2 separate regions of the Homo sapiens genome follow, and region 1 is linked to region 2. A link is a contact called in ENCODE Hi-C data. All regions are on one chromosome and are shown on one strand. Each heading gives the region's core, a stretch centred on a gene start or an enhancer-like site at or near the end of the contact. The rest is flanking DNA. Distances are from core to core; before and after follow the strand shown.

The links. Hi-C counts contacts between places; a loop is a spot of excess contacts on that map.
Region 1: a loop to region 2 is called in a map of right cardiac atrium, with 4 times the contacts of the local background. The contact joins two enhancer-like sites. A Hi-C loop is called at or near these places in 1 of 168 maps with a recorded cell type or tissue (right cardiac atrium).

The regions. Positions count from the first base shown.
Region 1 is chr11:86,458,688-86,462,781 of GRCh38, forward strand. All of the region lies in intron 8 of ME3 (malic enzyme 3), which reads right to left. Among named protein-coding and RNA genes, the nearest start is that of CCDC81, 86 kb to the left of the region's middle. RefSeq lists an enhancer at 1,286-1,814. Within about 2 kb of position 1,469, at least 18 of the 41 ENCODE cell types and tissues checked have a DNase peak (open chromatin) inside an H3K27ac peak, as active enhancers do.
Region 2 is chr11:86,019,292-86,023,589 of GRCh38, forward strand. PICALM (phosphatidylinositol binding clathrin assembly protein) reads right to left here. Exons shown (of 20, transcript NM_007166.4): 4 at 3,076-3,178. Among named protein-coding and RNA genes, the nearest start is that of PICALM, 48 kb to the right of the region's middle. Within about 2 kb of position 2,305, at least 2 of the 41 ENCODE cell types and tissues checked have a DNase peak (open chromatin) inside an H3K27ac peak, as active enhancers do.

The DNA.
Region 1 (4,094 bases), core at 219-2,718, 440 kb after region 2:
GGGGGAGAGATCAAGGAAAGGCCTAGAACTGCTACTCAGTGTGTGTAGTGGTGGTGGTGGGTGAGAGAGAGGGCAGTTGACCCCCGACAGCTGGAAATAATCCCTGGCATCTTGTAAACAAGACAAACGAGCTGCACGGTCTTCAGAGATGAGCCAGCCATTCCTGCCTGTCTGCCTCTTCCCTATTGTGGCATCTGAAGCCTGTGCAAAGTCCCCCACACCTTCCCTCTCCAACAAGGTCATTATCTTCCAGGGATGTATTTTGCATTTCTTGGCTGAGAACCCTACCCCTGGCTCACTTTGAAGCCTTCTGTAAAGTGGGTGACCACCGTCCAGTGTCACTCCCAGATCCTGGGGAAGAGTGGGATCATTTAGAGTCTGTGGCTTGGCCCTGGATGCATTATCCTGGGGGAAGTGAAATGAGCCTTTATGGACAAACAGAAAGTAGTGAAGAACAGGAAGAGAATTCTAGGCAGAGGGACCAGCACATTCAAAATCATGGAGTTGGCAGAAAACTCACAGAAGAGTGACTAATACAATGGGCTGGAATAATAGGGAATATGTGGGAAAGGGGAGAAAAGTGAGATGGGGCCCTGCTTCTCTTCTCCCCAGAGTTCCCCAGTCCTGTGCTCACATGTGGCCCTCTCCTCACCTCCATCAAAATCTCTGCCTTAAGTCTCCTCTTTCCTTCTTCCCTCCCGTATCTGTGTGTCACGAGCCTATTAGGCATCAGAGATTATAGTAATAGGTACCATGAACTGAGTACTGCTACATGCCTGTCCCTACCTATACATCACTTCAATCCTTACAACAATTCAGTGCCATAAACGGGTGTTGGAAATACTTAGCAAGGAATTGGCATAGGCTGCAACCAACCATAACAGATGCTGGCCTTATAAAAAAACCCTGACCATTCTGGTGGTACTAGCTGATGAGCAGTTGTGGCTGTTAAAACTGTTAAGTCCATTTTACAGATAAGGAAAGGAAGGTACCGAGAATTTCAGCCACTTGTCCAAAGCCACAAAGCAGGAAAATGGGGATTCAGACCTAGGCTTGTCTTGGTGAAATGTCTGATTGTTAAGCATTGGACTCACAGGGGGTGCTAATAGCCTGACATAACACACAGGAGCCTTTATGGGCGTCTGGCCTGGAGATTTAGCAGGATTGGTGGACAATGCAGGTCCAGGGAAGGCTGGCCAGGTGGAGGAAGCTGCAGAGCTGATGAGCCAGTGGGGCTTTCCTGGCTCCAGCCATGCTGTGTGGTCAGCTTGCAGGTGGAGGCCAGGGACCCACGGAAACTGGGTCAGCAGCACCCTGGACCTGGCCCCTTGTGTGGCTCTCCTTCCTTCCCCTGTCCCCAGTGTGACCATTCCCACTGCCTTTCCCCTTCTAGGCCTTTCTTTCCTCCCTAAGAGCAGAGATGCTTCTCTGGTCCCAGCTGAAACAACAAAAGTCACCTGAGCCTCTGCCTTTTCCAAAATTCCTGAGAGGCTGCCAGCAATGAGTCAGTGCATTGGCAGCTCTGATCACCAAGGACCAGCCTGGGCCTGGGCCAAGGCTTTATGTGGGTCTGAGCTGGGGTGGGAGGCAGAGATGATGAGAAGCCCTGGGGAGCTCTCTTCCCTTCAAGTGCTCGGGCTTCAGAGGCCCAGCCCCTTGGGGTCAGTGATTCTGAGCACATGGTACAGTGGGACTGGTTGGGAGACAGTCAAATAATGTGCCCTAGGCTCCTGCTCTGCACCAGGCATGGCCCTGCCCTCTGGGAGATCAGTAGAGTGGGGCTCCCGAGGATTGAATTCTATCTATCCACTGAGGATGTGAGGCTAGGCTGGTGTTCAGAGTAGGTAGCATGACCCTAGTCTCATTTTCATGTGGGTTGCTCGATTCCAGCCCCCTCCATGTGTGGTTCCCAAGAAGATTCTGAGAATCTGTCTCCAGCTCCCACGTGTGGTGTGATTTGGTTTCTGTTTACAACTATGATTCTGCATCGCTTCCTCCTCCTTCCCACACTCCCTCTCACCCCTTCACTCCCAACCCTCTGTGGTTCTGTGCATGGAGATGCTCCTCTCCCATTATGAGCATGGCTTGTAGTCTTAAGTGGCATTGCTCCTTACTTTGTATTTGGAGATAAAGGGGGACCATTGCAGCATGGGCTGTATCTGCCATGTTGGCTCATTAGTCCTGGAATTCCTTACCAGTCTTCTCATTGTCTGCTTAACAATGAGAACACACATCACAGGCTTCTGGCCTGGACCCATCCCTAACCAGCTTGTGACTGTGGGCCTCATCTTCAGGTCTGCATTCTGTAGGAGTTAGAGGAAGGAATGGGAACGATGGGGAGGGCAGGATGACAGCAGCAGGATGCCAGGGAGCAGTGACACCCACACTGTTTCAGCAGGGTCTGGAATTTCATCCTTAACGAGAAGATACCCTCCACCACTTCACACGTGCAGGAGCAACAGGCAGCCTGATGCCATGGAGAGAGTGGAGAATTCCAAATCAGACATAATGGGGTTCCAGTTCCAGCTTTGTGTCTTTTGTCTGGCTGTGTGGCCGTGAGCAAGCTTTAACCCCCTGGGCTTCAGTTTCCTCATTAGTGACGTGGGACAGCTGTGTTTGTCCCCCAGTGAGGGAGGGGGGGATGTTGCCAGGCACTTGTAAGATAGTGAGGATGAAAAGCACTTTCAACCTTAAGTTCTGTGTGCATGCAAAATGTTATTTGGTACAGTTTGGGTCCCCTGGAAGAAGATTCTGAGTTATATTGGAGTGTTCAGGATGTTTTTAGGAAGTGCCCTTGTGGGAAGGAAGGGAAGGAAGCAGAATGAGTTGAGAGGGAAGTTGAGCTGTGATGCAGGCCCCAAAGCCTCAGCCAGCTCCATGGGGAGCTTGAGTTGTCCTGCACTGGGCTAAAATAGTTAAGCCTTCATATTCCCTCATCACTGGGTGAGGCCAGGCCCTGGTGGGATGGCGAGGTGGCTCTCTCTCTCTGAGGCTCTGCATGATGTGCTGACAGCCTTGCTGTCAGCTGGGCAACAAGTCTTTCCTTGAAGGAGGATCTGGGTGGCGCATGCTCCTGCCCACCTCTTTATGGTTGTTAATGATATGGTCACACCTAAACATCAGGCTGAGCTGATCAAAGGCTGGTTCTTACAGGGCTCCTGCCATTCCAGCACTATTTGCCAGCTGTCCTCATGAGTTCTAGATTGATGGCTTTAGTCTTGAATTTCTGAGAAAAGAATGGGAAGTCCTTCTTCTCTTTGCTCTGGGACCCAGAAAACCATCCCACTTGGTTTTGCCTGGGAGCAAAATTGGCTATAGAGGCAAGACACAAAAACCAATGAATGTAAACAAATGGATTGATTTAATTAAAAACAAACAGCTCCATGTGTCTGCATGTGGGGTACACATGTGAATATGTATGAGCACATGTAGAGGTGCATTTATATGTGAGCACAGTCAATCCTTGAACAACATGGGGTTGAGCTGTGTGAGTCCACTTATATGCAGATTTTTTCAATACATATATTTTTTAAAATTTTGGAGGTTTGTAACAATTTGCGAACACTCACAGATGAACTGTGTAGCCTAGAAATATCAAAAAAATTAAGAAGTTAGGTATGTCATGCATACATAAAATAGGGATAGATACTAGTCTATTTATGTGTTAATCCACTACTGATGTTATTAGTAAGGCTTCTGGTCAACAGTAGGCTATTAGTAGCTAAGTTTCTGGAGAGGCAAAAGTTATGCAGATTTTTGACTGTGTGGGGCATTGGCACCTGTAACCACCACCTTTGTTCAAGGGTCAGCTGTACATGAATGATGACCTGGATAACAGAGAGGCTGCAGGGGCAGGTGTCCAGTGTAGACATACTCACATGAACAGGTGGGTGTGCTTATGAGGATGTCAGTTTGTATGTGTAGACATCATTCATATATTCTTTAAACATTTATTAGGCATCTATCATGTAGCAGGCGCGGTGCTGGGAGCTGGGGAACAAGAATGGATAAGGCATGGTTCTTGCCTCCAGAAGCTTATTATCTTCTGGGAAGGCAGACAATGCAATACAGGCTTTTGGGGTACAATGAAGTAA
Region 2 (4,298 bases), core at 1,055-3,554:
CAGTCTGACGTGTATATGTGTGTGTATAATGCCACTTTTGCACTTCTTCTTGGTCCCCACTCAATTATGGCTCCTCCTTGATTCAACTAAGTCAATACTAATTTTATTGTACTTAATCAGGAGCTATTTTCCTCCAATTAAAAAAGACTGCTCTATTAAATAAAAAAATTCACCAACTATTCTCAAGACTGGCCCTTCAAATTAGAACAAAAGTTACCATTTTAAAAATCTATTATTCTGAAATCTGTAAATACACTGAAGATCAACTTCACTGAAGACACTTTACAGTGAAATATTATTGGACAGGATACAGAGGTTAAAAATCAGACTTCTAAAAAAGTTCTCCACCATAATCTTCTACAAAGTGCTTAAATATATGAAACAAAATCTGTAGAATTTACTTTAGGTATATTCCAAAATAATCACCTCCTGATGGATTTGGAATGGCAGCATAGAACATTTAAATTCAGCTTTAAATTTTCTTGCATAACTAAGAGGTTACCTCTATATTTTAATTAAATTTTTCACTTCAGTCCATTAATTTAAAATTTCAATAGAACAATCTAAAGGAACACATCAATTGCTTAGACCTTTGGGATCACTGAGCAGCAGAGTGGCTCAGGAAGGCATTCACCAGACTATTTCTGTACATGCCAGATTCCCTTCAAGACAGGTCTTCATAGCTACAAGGGTCATCGCTGCTGCTAAGAATGTCTTCAGTGGCTTTCTCCTGAGGCCTCATCCTATATCCTAGGAAAAAAATCTGCATATCAGGTGTTATCACTTATAGAAGCACTGACTATATCATTCATGTGACTGGATCATGTACTAAGATGATTGTTATTTAGGGTGCAGCAAAAATTAAATGCATCTTCTGCATTTAAGATTAAAAGAAAGCTTAAATACAAAACAGCACTGAAAGAAATGAAAAAAGATCCAAATAAACAGAAACACATCTCTTGTTCATAGACTAGAAATTTAATCATTAAGAAGGTAATACTCCCCAAACTGATCTATAGATTCAATGCAATCCCCCACAAAATCCCAGCTATCTTTTCTGCAGAAATCAAAAAGCTGATCCTGAAATTCACATGGGAATGCAAGGGGCCCAGAACAGCTAAAACAATCTTGGGAAAAAAAAAAAAAAAAAAAGAATAGAATTGGAAGACTCACACGTTCTAATTTTAAAACACACTGCAAAGCAACAGTAATCAAGACAATGTGGTACTGGCATGAAGATATACATACAGATCAACAGAACAGAACTGCAAGTCCAGAAATAAACCTTTACATTTATGGTCAACTCATCTTCAACAAGGTACTAAGACTATCCAATGGGGAAAGAAGAGTAATTTCACAAAATGTTGCTGGGATAACTCAATATCCACATACAAAAGAATAAATTTGGACTCACCTCTCACACCATATACAAAAGTTAATTCCAAATAGATAAGAACCTAACTATATGGGCAAAAAATACAAGATTCTTAGAATAAAAAGTAGGAGTAAATCTTTGTGACCCTGGATTAAACAATGATTTCTTAGACATGATTACAAAAGTACAAGCAACCAAAGGAAAAAAAAGATACACTTAATTAATTAAAAATGTTTGTTCTTCAAAAAACACCAACAAGAAACTGAAAAGACAAGCCATGGGAGAAAAATATTTGCAAATTATTTATGCGATAAGAAACTGGTGCCCAGAACATATTTTTTAAAATTCTTGCAACTTAACAATAAAAAGGGCAAGTAACCCAATTTAAAAATGAGCAAAAGGCCAGGTCAGTAGCTCAAGCCTATAATCTCAACACTGTGGGAGGCCAAAATGGGAAGACTGCTTGAGCCCAGGAGTTCAAGACCAGCCTTGGCAACATAGTGAGAACTCATTTGTATGAAAATTTTTTTAAAAATTAACTGAGCATAGTGTTGCATGCCTGTGTTCCCAGCTACTCAGCAGGCTGAGGGGGAAAAATTGCTTGAGCACAGGAGGTCGACACTGCAGTGAGCTGGGATGGTGCCACTGTCTCAAAAAGTGAAAATAAAAAATAAAAACAGGGCAAAGGGTTTGAAGAGGCATTTTTTCAAAAGACGATATGCAAATGGTCAACAGCTCAAAAAAAATGCTCAATATCATTAGCCATCAGGGAAATGCAAACTAAAAATCACAAGACACCAGTTCACACCCACTAGGATGGCTACCATTTAAGAAAAAAAAAAAAAGGCAAAAAAAAACCCAGAAAATAACAAGTATGGCAAGAATAGGGAGAAACTGAAAGTGCCATACATTGCTGGTGGGAACGTAAAGTGATTCAACTGCTTTGAAAAATGATTTGGCAGTTCCTCAAAATGACAAACATAAGAGTTACCATATGACACAGCAATTCCACTTCTAGGTATACACCGAAGAGAATTAAAAAGATAATCCACATAAAATCTAATGTTCACAGCACCATTATTCCTAATAGGCAAAAGTAGAAACTATTCAAGTGGCCATCACCTTATGAACAGATAAACAAAATGCAGTATATGTCCATAAAGTAAAATATGATTTGGCTAGAAAAAGGAATAAAATACTGATATATGAAATAACATGGATGCTATAACTTGGACATATCATGCTACACAAAGGTCACATATTGTATAATTTCATTTATATGAAATGTTCAGAATAGACAAGCCCAGAGACACAGAAAGTAGATTCATGGTTGCCAGGATCTAGGGGAAGAGGGAATAGGAAATGAATGCTAATAGGTATAGAGTTTCTTTGTGGAGGTGATAAAAATGTTCTGAAATTAGTGGTGATGTTGGACAACTTTGTAAATACACTAAAAACCAATGAATTACACACTTTAAAATGATAAATTTTGTTATGTGAATGATATCTCAATAAAGGTGCTATAAAAAGAACTTAAAAACAAATCCTACCACAAAAAGTACTTGATATACCTCATCAAAGAAAAATGAGGCTCATCTTTTAAAACTGGCTAAAATTTCATAATTCATAATCTAGTAACTCCTATGTTTTACATTTTTAAAAATTCAAATCAATTAGATGTCAAAAAAAGCTTAACTCACCCTCTCTTCACTTTTGTGAAATCAAATGCAACTTGTCTGTATGAAACTGCTTTCTCATTTAAATATCTACTATACCGCCTAATAAATGTAGACATGTCATATCCTGTAAAAAAACAAAAACAAAAACAAAACAAAGAGAGAGACAAGTTTTTATAAATGACTAAAAATCCCAATATGCCTAGAAAAACAACTCATTGCATCCAATGGCTATAAAATGTCTTGATATCCCAATTCAATTTAGTATGTAAATTAAGTAACTAATTAATAACATTACCATTAAATTCTCTTAAGGCTTCATATTTAAATCAGATAAGTCCTATGTAGTTTTAAAAAAAAAACCTCTTCCCTTAGAACTTCACTATTCTCTCAATATTCCTATTCTTTATTCATCAGGAATTAGAAAAACGTTCTTTTACACAACTTGATAATCTCACAACTCAAATTTAACATCCTATGGAACCACAATCCCATTCCTCAAATCAAGCAACTTTATATAATTTTTATACTCCTAAAATCTTTAGCTGTATTTAGAACCATAACTTGTATGTGCCAACCTTATAAAAAGTATAAAAAATTACTGTGTAATATAAGAAATGGCAACATGCAAGTTCAGGGTGTAACAAAAACAATTATATGAATGTTTTCAATGAAACTTTCTAAATGAATACATAAATCATTCTAAGATTTTGTTTCATCATGACCTTGACTTGAAAACTTTAGCAACATAAAATCTAATCAATATTATTTTCTAAAAACACCAAAAACTTTGTGTTTTAGTTATTACCTGGCTCAAGGAAGTCTATAAATTTTTGCTCCTCATTGAAAAGTGAACCCATTTTATCTCATATTCATCTAACAAATTTAATTACTTGGTCTTTGCTACCTTTAAAAGACAATACCAAAACCAACCAAAATGTAAACTAACTGGATTTCAACATCACCAGTTCATTTATTTAGCAAAATATTTATTGAGTGCCTATTAAGTACCAGTGGAGAAAAATCAGTGAACAAAATAGAAAAAAAAATACTGCTCCCATATGACTTCATACCTACTACTGTACACGTCAGGTGTTACATGCTCACATTCCTCAGCTCTTCGGTTCATATGGTTCTATCTACTATACCCCATCCTAAGACGGTAAACACCTCTCATCCTTCAAGGCTCAACCTCTCGTCTACATAAAAAGAGTGAAATTATTAACACCTTACCACTAGAATTGCTT